Regions from separate parts of the Homo sapiens genome. Here region 2 is linked to region 1. A link is a contact called in ENCODE Hi-C or POLR2A ChIA-PET data. All regions are on one chromosome and are shown on one strand. The core of a region is the stretch at or near the end of the contact, and the rest is flanking DNA. Distances in the headings are between cores, read along the strand shown.

Region 1 (5,153 bases), core at 1,588-4,087:
AGAGTGGGGGTAGGGAGGCCCCAGCAGATGGGGGGAATAGCCCTTGGATCTTTTCCTCGGGCTGCTAAGAATAACACTCGGGGGTGGGTCAATTGACCTCACACAATTTCCCAGACTTTTTGTTGGGAACAACACAACTTGTTGTTGTTGTTGTTGTTGTTACTGCCAGAAACACGTTAGAAGTGTTAAAAAGTGGCTGGGCAGGTGATTCATGCTTATATTCTCAGCACTTTGGGAGGTCAATGTGGGAGGATGGATGGCTTGAGGTCAGGAGTTTGAGACCAGCCTGGGTAATATAACAAGACCCCATCTCTACAAAAAAATAAAAATAAAAAATTAGTGGGGAATGGTTGTGTGCATCTGTAGTCCCAGCTACTCAGGAGGCTGACGTGGGAGGATTGCTCGAGCCCAAGAGTTTGAGGCTGCAGTGAGCTATGGTCACACCACTGCACTGTATAACACAGTGAGACCCTGTCTCAAAAAAAAAAAAAAAAGACATTGACTATTTAAATCATGAAACATAGGTCACATTTTCTTTATTCTTCTTCAGCGTAAAAATTGTAAAATATTCATTGAAAACAAAAACTATAAAAGCATGTGCTCCTGGGAGAGGTTTGGACCAAAATCACTAGTAAGTAGCTCAAGGTTAGAAGGAACAGCCATGGCCTAGAGCAATAATTCTCAAATCCGGTTGCTCATCAGAATCACCTGGGAGCCCACTCCAGCGCTAACGCGTTTAGGATCTCTGGAGGTGGACATCTATATTTTTAGTGACATTCCAAGAGTACCTGTATTTTTTAGTGACATCCCATGAAATGCTGGTCATTGGGTAGGTTTAGAAAACCGTTCTTCTGGGCAACATGATGTTTCAGCACTGTGGAGAGTGCCACGTTTCCCACCATACACAGACCACTCACTGCCCCTTCAGCTAAGCCCAGCTCTGTGCTGGGTGATGAAGAAAAGTTAGGGGTTCCCTGGTGGAAGGGGGTGCTAAAAGTGAAGGGCCCTTTATCCCCAGCTATTGAGCCTGAGCCGAGAGAAACTTTGGGACTCCGAGCTGCATCCAGAAGAAAAAACTCCAGACTCTTACTTGGGGCTGGGACCCCAAGACCTGCTGGCAGCTAGCCTCACTGCTGTCCTCCTGGGAGGGTGGATTCTCTTTGTGATGAGGCAGGTAGGCCCACCGCCCTGACCTCAGGTCTATCTGGGGAGAACGCTGCTTCTCCTCTCTGAGACCACTCAGCAACTCTCTCCCTCTACCCAGCTCTGATTTTGCCCCCTGCCTCCCTCCCAGCAGCTCCCCAGGCCCCTGCGATCTTGCTCTGTAAGTTCATGCAGTCTGGTGAGGCCATCTCAGTCACAGATACTGGGCCCATCACGGGGCAGGGCGTGGCCAGGACAAAGCTCTCTTAGGCTCTCATGTTACAGCAACAGCCGCAGGTGGTGGAGAAGCAGCAGGAGACCCCCCTGGCACCTGCAGACTTTGCTCACATCTCCCAGGATGCCCAGTCCCTGCACTCGGGGGCCAGCCGGAGGAGCCAGAAGAGGCTTCAGAGTCCCTCAAAGCAAGCCCAGCCACTCGACGACCCTGAAGGTGAGCCTGTGTGAACAAGACAGGGCAGTCAGGAACAGAGAAAAGCCAGGGGCAGATTTAGCTGCAAAGCTGGTTTATTAAAAGCCACTATAGTGGGGTGGTTAGGTCTACATGAATTAAGAAGAGTGTTTTGAGTAGAGCCTGCTACGTAATTGAGCACTCTAGGAGTGTCTGCTGTCATTTTTTCATCATTATTTTTTTGGAGACAGGATCTTGCTCTGTTGCCCAGGCTGGAGTACAGTGGCACAATCATAGCTCACTGCAGCCTCAAGCTCCTGGGCTCAAGAAATCCTCCCTCCTCAGCCTCTCAAGTAGCTGTGACTACAGGCATAAACCACCATGCCCAGCTAGTTTTAAAGTTTTGTTTTGTTTTGCAGAGATTGGGTCTCGCTATGTTACCCAGGCTGGTCTTGAACTGATGTCCTCTAGTGATCCTCCCACCTTAGCCTCCCAAAGTGCTGGGATTACAGGCATGAGTCACCATGCCCAGCTCATTATTGTATTATTATTTTCAAGGAACCTGGGTGTAGATAAAACTGGGTATAGATCTAAGGCTGCTCTCTGTTTACCTCTTTTGAGCTCAGTTTTTTCATTTGTCAAATGGGAATAATAACATCCAGTTCATTACATCATCTCATCATGAGAAGTCACAATCATTATTATTAAATAATACTTAGGTAATATTAATATTCATGTTAAAATGATGTTATATTTGGAAACAATAATAGTAAACGACCTTTGTACAATTTAGTACCTTTTATTTTTTAAACACTTATCTTTTCTCAATTTAGTCTTCTAAAGACTAAAGCCCTTTTAGGTTGGGCATGGTGGCTTACACCTGTAATCCCAGAACTTTCAGAGGCCAAGGTGGGGATTGCTTAAGGCCAGGAGTTCGAGACCAGCCTGGGCAACATAGGGAGACCTTGTCTCTACAAATAATACAAACAATTCGCCGGGCGTGGTGGTGTGCACCTGCAGTCCCAGCTACTCAGAAGGCTAAGGCAGGAGGATCGCTTGAGTCCAGAAGGTCGAGGCTGCAGTGAGCTGTGAATCTTTCAAGGTTCCTCTGGCATCTGGAATGTTCCAGGGGCTTCTTGCATGCCTTTACCAATCAGCCCAGGCTACTTCTGCTTGATTGGCTCTGGGCTGGCTCATGGTTTTGGTTGTCTTTGTGAACTTGTGCTGGCACCTTCTAGTCACTGCTCAAGCCACTTCCTCATACCTTGGCCCCACCCTGCCGTCACCTTCTCAGGCGGAAGTCTATGCCACACTTGGCTTGATACTCCAGTGCTGTTCGCAATGTCCGCCTCTGTGGTCATTGTGCCTTAGCCCAGAGGAAAACAGCTCCCCTTCCTCAGGGGTCAGCTCTTTTAGAGGGCCCTGCAGCAGGATTTCCTGAGCCCTGAGCTGTTGTAGTTTTTGTCATTTTACTGGCCCTGGGTGGGTCCAAGTAATACTCACCCCACTGTACCCCAAAACGCCCATCTCCCTGGACCTTCGGACTCGAGTTGAGTCTGGCTCATCTTTACCTGGACAACCAGGACTCCATCTTTCCCCAGGATCATTCTTGTCAAAGTCCTCATGGACTATTTTATGGTTCACAAAATTACAGTGGAGTCACAGCCAACTTTCATTTAACTTGAATAAATTTGGCTGGGCACGGTGGCTCATGCCTGTAATCCCAGCACTTTGGGAGGCCAAGGCAGGGGGATCACTTGAGGTCAGGGGTTCGAGACCAGCATGGCTAACATGGTGAAACCACATCTCTACTAAAAATACAAAAATGAGTCTGGTGTGGTGGTGGGTGCCTGTAGTTCCAGCTACTGGGGGGTGGCTGAGGTACAAGAATTGCTTAAACCCAAGAGGCAGAGGTTGCAATGAGCCAAGATTGCGCCACTGCACTCCAGCCTGGGCAACAGAGCAAGACTCCACCTCAAAACAAAACAAAACAAAAAACCCACAAAAAACAAAAACAAAAACTTACACAAATTCATCTACATGTGCTTGGCTGGGCCTCCCTCAGGACCTCTGGCTGCATCATGTATTCAATAACAAGTGGATGCAATCCAGCCTGAACCAGGGATAACATTTCTATAGCGCTTACTGTATACCAGGCTATACCAGGCAGTGTTCTGAATCCTTTGAATGCATTAACTCATGAGATAACATTCCTGTGAGGTGAATGTTATTATAGAATTCTCCTTTTATGGAAGAGGAAACTAAGGCAGAAAGGTCTAGTGACAACTCCCATCCTTACCCCCGGCTCACAAAGCTAATAAGTGGCAGCTCAGGGGTCCAAATGCATGTGGCTGGCTCCAGCAAGTGCCCTAATTTCTGTGGGATGGTGCCCCTGTTTGAACAATACCTGGCAAATACCTGTGAAAGAATGTGACTGACTGTAAGTGTTCCCCAACCTGTGTAGAAGCAGCAGCAAAGTCCATCATGTGTATGCAGGATTTCCAGAGGTAATTCTGACTGTATGCCCTTTCTCCCTGACACGAGATTTTTGATTACTTTAGAATTGAGCTTGGGAGGCTTAGGTGGGAGGATTGCTTGAGCCCAGCCTGGGCAACATAGTGAAGCCCCATCTCTACAAAAATTAAAAATACAAAAAGATTAGCCAGGCATGGAGGCACATGCCTGTAATCCAGCTGCTTGGGGGGCTGAGGCAGGAGGATTGCTTGAGCCCAGGAGTTCGAGGTTACAGTGAGCTATGATCACGCCAGTGCACTCTAGCCTGGGTGACAGAGTGAGCCCCTGTTTCTAAAACAACAACAACAACGACAAAAACTCCCACATTTGCTGCCTCTCCATTATAATTATGCAAAAGGCTAAGCAAAGTGATAACAAATATCTGTGTGTGCAGACTGAGCCTCCCCAGCTCATATATCTGCATTGAAGGCCTTTGTGGCCTTAAGTCTGGCCTGTCTCTTCGAGGGTGCTTCTGAACATCTAATCCAGGAAACTCTAAGCAAGTGTTTACTCCATGCCGAGAGTACTGAGAGCAGACACACAAGAGCCTCTGAGTCCAGCAGAGCCAGTGACACAAAGAGGGCCCAGAAGGGTGACTGTCACCTGCAGTCAGATGAGCAGGGTTTGTTCAAGCAGCTCTGTCCCTGCTCTCTGATCTGCCTGTTTTTCCTATGTGTGGGTGATGTACTTCCAGCAAGGCCCTGCCTGAGCCCATCTACTCCAGAAAGTCCAGTGTATACCAAAGGTACTGCCTGCATCTTACTGACAGATGAGTATGAACTCTAAGCAAATAATCCAGAGGAATGCTAAGGTGCAACTTGGTGTTTTCTCACTGATCCCTAATGCTGATTTTATTATTATTATTATTATTATTATTATTATTATTATTAATTATTGAGATAGGGTCTTGCTGTGTCACTCAGGCTGAAATGTAGTGGCGTGATCTCAGCTCACTGCAACATCTGCTTCCCAGGCTCAAGCCAATCCTCCCACCTCAGCCTACTGAGTAGCTGGATGACAGGCACACAACACCATGCCTGGCTAGTTTTTTTTGTAAAGATGGGGTTTCATCATGTTCCCAGGCTGG
Region 2 (5,153 bases), core at 670-3,169, 340 kb before region 1:
TAGCCAGGCGTGGTGGTGGGCGCCTGTAATCCCAGCTACTCAGGAGGCTGAGGCAGGAGAATCGCTTGAACCCGGGAGGTGGAGGTTCCAGTGAGCTAAGATGGCGCCACCACACTCCAGCCTGGGCAACAGATGGAGTCTCCCTCTCAAACAAGAATAATAGAGATTTCACAATGTTGTGAAGGTGGAAAGAGATAACACGTAAGGTTTAGAGCACTGCACATCCCATGCGGCCCATAAATGTTGGCTGCCCGCAGTCATGCTTTGGAACGAGTGTATTTCCCACAGAATGACACCAGAGGGAAGCAGAGTCTCATATTTGTCTCACCAGCATCGGGAACCTCAATCAGTGGGGAAAACTGGCTTCCCTTGAACCTGAAACTGCGGGATTTCCCCTGGGGCCCCCAAGCATCACACTGGGAGGCAGGCGACCACTTGGAGGAAAACATAATGCAATGGATTGCACATTTTCTAAAATCTCACTGGGCTTCACGAAATCTCAAGTTTAAAAGAATTATATTGTACAGGGATAAGTATTTTTCAGCTTTTACACAATCTACGTAAAGCCCCTCCGCAACCCAGGGCTCAATGCATCAGAGCTACTGAACCAGTCTGAGGCCTCAGAAACACTAATTTTTGCAAAATTAATCTCTTCCATGATCAATTTCCTGAGTTACCAACTCATAAACCCTTATTTATATTCATTAGATATATAAAGTCCACAGTAGTTTGTCACTAGCCTTTGAGAAGAAATTCCTGCAAAGTTTTAGCTCCACTCCCAGCCAGCTCAGTGCTGGTTATACCGGGGCTTATGGCTGAGTATTCCTCAAGCCAGTGCTGCTGAGTTCCAATTTTGCTTGAACTTCCCATATCAGAGCCAGGTATGTCTTGAATGCTGGGATACATGAGTGACAGCCCCACCACCACCACCACCACCACCACCAGCAGCTCCTCCTCTCACTGCATCTCCCAGGAGACTGTACCATCCTGCTTTCTAATTATCATGAAATATTTTAGACATGCAGAAAATATAGAGAATAATAAAATTACAGCATAGCCACCATCAGGTTCAAGAAAGAAATATTTCAAATATGTGGAAAGCCCCTGAATTGCACCCTCCAACCCTCCTCCTTCCCAAGATATTATATTCTCCAAATCTGGGGTTTATCATCAAGACTCCATTTTTCCTGCTGGAAAAGTTTGCGGAAGAAGCAAGCTTCCCTTCTCTGCTATCTGAGTAAAGGAAATGCAACTACCCATCCCAAAAGATTACTAAAAAAGAGTGGGAAATGAGAAGGAGAGAAGGGAAGTGGAGGATCCTGAGGAAGTTAGAAGTCCAAGGAACTCAGACGTCTCCTCTCTGAACCCAAGTCAGCCTGGGGTGCTGATGGACGAAGCTTTGAGGGTGTACAGTTTCTAAAGATCCCCCTGCTGCAGGGAGGGGCTGTCATGGGCAGGGCATGGGGCAGAAGCAGTGCCACACCCCCTCCCCGTCCCTGGACTGCCCCACCCCTCCACTGGACTGCCCCACCCCTCCGCCACCCTCCCCTTCTCAATCACACAGGTCAAGCAAGGTCAGGAGCCAGTGGAGCCCCAGGGCCACCTACCGAGGACAATGAGGACGTCCCTGTCGATGTGGGCCTGGATGTAGATGCGGCCGCGGCGCTCCGTGTGGTCCGTGCCACACAGGCTGGGAACATTCATCACGCAGCGCTTGTGCACATTCATCATGCAGGCTGTGAGGGCAGAGAGAGGGGATGTGGCTTAGGCTGGCCCAGGCTGGGGGCTGCAGACATCTGCCCCACCCAAGACCGCTGAGCCCTTCCTGTTTCCCTCCTTTGAGACAGCTGAGACACACGAGCCTGGCTGAGACCAACTTGCCTGCCAGGATCTCATCAGAAGGGCTTTTCCAACTCTTCCCCCTGAACCCTGATGGGCAAAGGAGGTAGAACTTGTCTGTTCCCCACCCACAGCCAAGGGTGCAGTCTGAAGCAAGCACACCCCACACCCCTTAAGGCTCTGAAGCCAGAGTCACCAACTTCAATGCTCACAGGCTGGCTGGTCACATGAGTGAGGAAAGCTAAGGGGGTGGCAGGGACTTGGCCAAGCCAAGTGGGAAACAGAGCAAAAACATTCCCCATTTCTCAACGTATGCAGGAATCTCGATGTGTACGTGACAGCTCTGATTTTTAAATATTAACAGCTAATAGGTTGGGCTCCCTGGAAAGAGTCTGAGACGGGGAGTTTTGAGCACAAGGTTTTTGGGGAGTGCTCTTGTGGGGAGAAGTTCGTTTGCCACGTGGATGCAATCAAAGCTGATGTTAGGGGGAGCCCAGAGCTGAGATGACCCTTCAGAGTTGTTCCAAACTGAGACAAGAGGGCTGGGCACCACAATCATCTGGTCTCCCTGGAAGAGGCATTATCTTGGGCAATTATGCAGGATGGGGCACTGCTGTGAACCACAGCTAGGGGATGGGGTGGGACCATGAAGAGGGGGTCTGGGCTGGCCATAGTGTCCACCATAATTAATTACAAGGAAAAAGATTTAGAGCCAGGGCAGGGTGGATAAAATGTGCCTATACACTGAATTTGGCCTTCGGCCATCTCTCATGTTATAGGATATCCACTCCCTCTGCGCACTCCTCCGTAGAGTATCTGTGTCTATTTCAATGTGGTGGGTGATTTCTTCTAGGTCTTGAGCAATAATGCCCCACTCCAGGAAGGTGTGCCAGGCACCCAGGATTCTCCAGGGGGACGCTAGTTCCAGTTGGAGAAGCCAGAAGGAGAGGCCAAGTCACCCCATGGGCCCCTATTTCAAGGGATCTGGGGGCAAGGGACCCTTCTCAGACCACCCAAGTCCCAGGAGGCAGCAGGCCTATTACAAAAACTAGAAATGAGTTGTGGGGAGGGAAGGGAGAGCCCTCTGGGACCTGAGCACCAGCCTGAGCTCCCACCCACCACTGTCTCTGAGGCAGGGACATTGTCCCTATATTAGGGCCCCATGTGTGGTAAGAGGAGCTGGTGTCCTGCAGGCAGAAGGCTCCAACCTCACTGTCCCCCTGTGGCTCTTGCCATGTTTCTGTGTCTGTCTCTCTGTTTCCACGTTGCTGCATGTCTCTTGTCTCTGCTGTCCCACTTCTGCACGTGGCTCACTGCCTTGGCCGTGTCTGTGAATCGGTCTGTTCCACTCTCTGCACTTGTCTCTGGCCTCTTTGTCTCTCCCTTTCTCCAACTGTGTCTCTCTGCCTCTCTCCTCCGTGTCTCTCTGTGGCTCTCCATGTGTGCTTCTGTCTCTGTCTCTGGTCTTTCCATCTCTATACCTCTGCATGAGCCTGTGTAATGGCGTCTCTCTCTGTGTCCATGCCAATCATTTTATCTTTTCTTCTTCTTCTTCTTTGAGAGTCTCACTCTGTCACCCAGGCTGGAGTGCAGTAGTGTGATCTCAGCTCACTGCAACCTCTGCTTCCTGGGTTCAAGTGATTTTCCTGCCTCAGCCTCCCAAGTAGCTGGGATTACAAGTACCCACCACCTTGACTGGCTAATTTTTGTATTTTTAGTAGAGATTGGGTTTTGCCACGTTGGCCAAGCTGGTCTCAAACTCCTGACCTTAGGTGATCCACCCGCCTCAGCCTCCCAAAGTGTTGGGATTACAGGAGTGAACCACTGCACCTGGCTTATCTGTTGGTCTGTGTGTCTGCCTGTCCCTCCTTTTGCCTGAGTCTCTCTCTAGCTGAGTCTCTCTGTAGCTTCCACGCCCCACATTCCTCCCTGTGTTAGGGTTGCATGTGTCCATCTTTCCCCTGCATCTGTGTCTGTCTATGCATGTGTGTTTCTTGCTGTCTGTCTTGCTCCCTACCACCCTTATTCACCCTCACAGTCCTCTCTGTCACTCTCTGCCCTATGACTTTCTCCCTCTGTCCTCTGGGCCTCAGGACCCTTGGGAGAGCAGTACCACTAGCCTCATGACACCCAGCCTGCTGCAGACCAACAGGTCTGTGGGAGCCACCAGCACCTCCAGTGTCCCTGTAGCTTTGTGGCCATAGCTCTCAAAGCCTGTCTGCTCCCCTGCCCCACAGGCCATCCGGGCCTTGGCCTCATAAAGAGGAGTCCTACCCCACCTGCCTTTCCTACCACATCCTGGCCAGAGAATGATGCTCTTTCCTCCTCCAGCACAAACCTGTGGGTGCTGCAGGGCCACAGGTCTTCTCCATGCAAAGAATGCATCAGCCCCACATCTCAATGCTGAAAACAGTGGTGGTGCATGGCTGCAGAAATGCCCATGATTTGTTCATGCCTCTGGGTGTCAACAGCCATGGACTGCCCCTTCCCACACTGTGACTGTGCATCTCACATGCCACTTGCTTTGACCAGTGGATCAGGAGCAAAAGACACAAGTAGAGACTTGAAGTGTGGCTGCCAATGGGACTTGCCCTCCTAAGAAACTCAGGACCCTGTGACCTCCGTGCATGCACGGAGGCTAGGTAGCCTAGCCCACTGAGGAGGAAAGACACGTGGCCTGGTCATCACCATCACCCAGATGACAGCCAGCCATCCTCCAGGACATGTGGGTGAGGCCACCATGGCCCAGACAGCTCCCAGCCCACCTCCATCTGCTAATCCACCATGAACCATGAGTTCATGCTTTATGAACATGCGTGACATCAGCTGAGGCCAGCCCAGATTCAAAGAACTGCCTTGCAGAGTCATGAGCTAAAAAAATGTTTATTGTCTTCAGTCACAGTGTTTTGGGGTGGGAGGATCATTATGCAGCAACAGATAACTGGTACACCAGCCCCAACGAGGACAGGGGGGAATGTATGGCAGACCTGGACCCCAAACCAAGTGGAAGCAGCCCTTCCCATTGCTTCTGCCATCAGCAGATGCCCCCAGAGAGAAAAAGTACTTACTGTCACATTTCATCCCCTGGTGGATGAGTCCATACAGCAGTGACCCACAGTGGTCACAAAACGTGGGGCTGGAGTACGTGTGGATCTTAAACTTGTGTTTGCTGCGGGGGTCCTGGAGCCAAGAGAAACAACAGAAGGAGCCAGCGTCAGTGGAGCATGCCAACGGTTCATCCTACATCGAGAGGCACTGGAGAACTCACCAAGAACTGAACTTGGTCCCCAGAGGTCATTGTACCTGTTGGGACC

The links. Hi-C counts contacts between places; a loop is a spot of excess contacts on that map. ChIA-PET counts read pairs that join two places held with the same protein, here RNA polymerase II (POLR2A). Pooled maps may share reads with other maps.
Region 2: a pooled map shows a loop between it and region 1 (2.8-fold over the local background). The contact joins two enhancer-like sites. A Hi-C loop is called at or near these places in 1 of 50 pooled maps. POLR2A ChIA-PET finds 5 or more read pairs at or near these places in 2 of 52 experiments (H1 and WTC11).

Annotation. Positions count from the first base shown.
Region 1 is chr16:23,696,980-23,702,132 of GRCh38, reverse strand. ERN2 (endoplasmic reticulum to nucleus signaling 2) reads left to right here. Exons shown (of 22, transcript NM_033266.4): 12 at 1,019-1,174; 13 at 1,429-1,594. Among named protein-coding and RNA genes, the nearest start is that of ERN2, 14 kb to the left of the region's middle. Within about 2 kb of position 2,837, at least 6 of the 41 ENCODE cell types and tissues checked have a DNase peak (open chromatin) inside an H3K27ac peak, as active enhancers do.
Region 2 is chr16:24,032,002-24,037,154 of GRCh38, reverse strand. PRKCB (protein kinase C beta) reads right to left here. Exons shown (of 17, transcript NM_002738.7): 4 at 4,908-5,019; 5 at 1,608-1,736. Among named protein-coding and RNA genes, the nearest start is that of MIR1273H, 170 kb to the left of the region's middle. Within about 2 kb of position 1,919, at least 6 of the 41 ENCODE cell types and tissues checked have a DNase peak (open chromatin) inside an H3K27ac peak, as active enhancers do.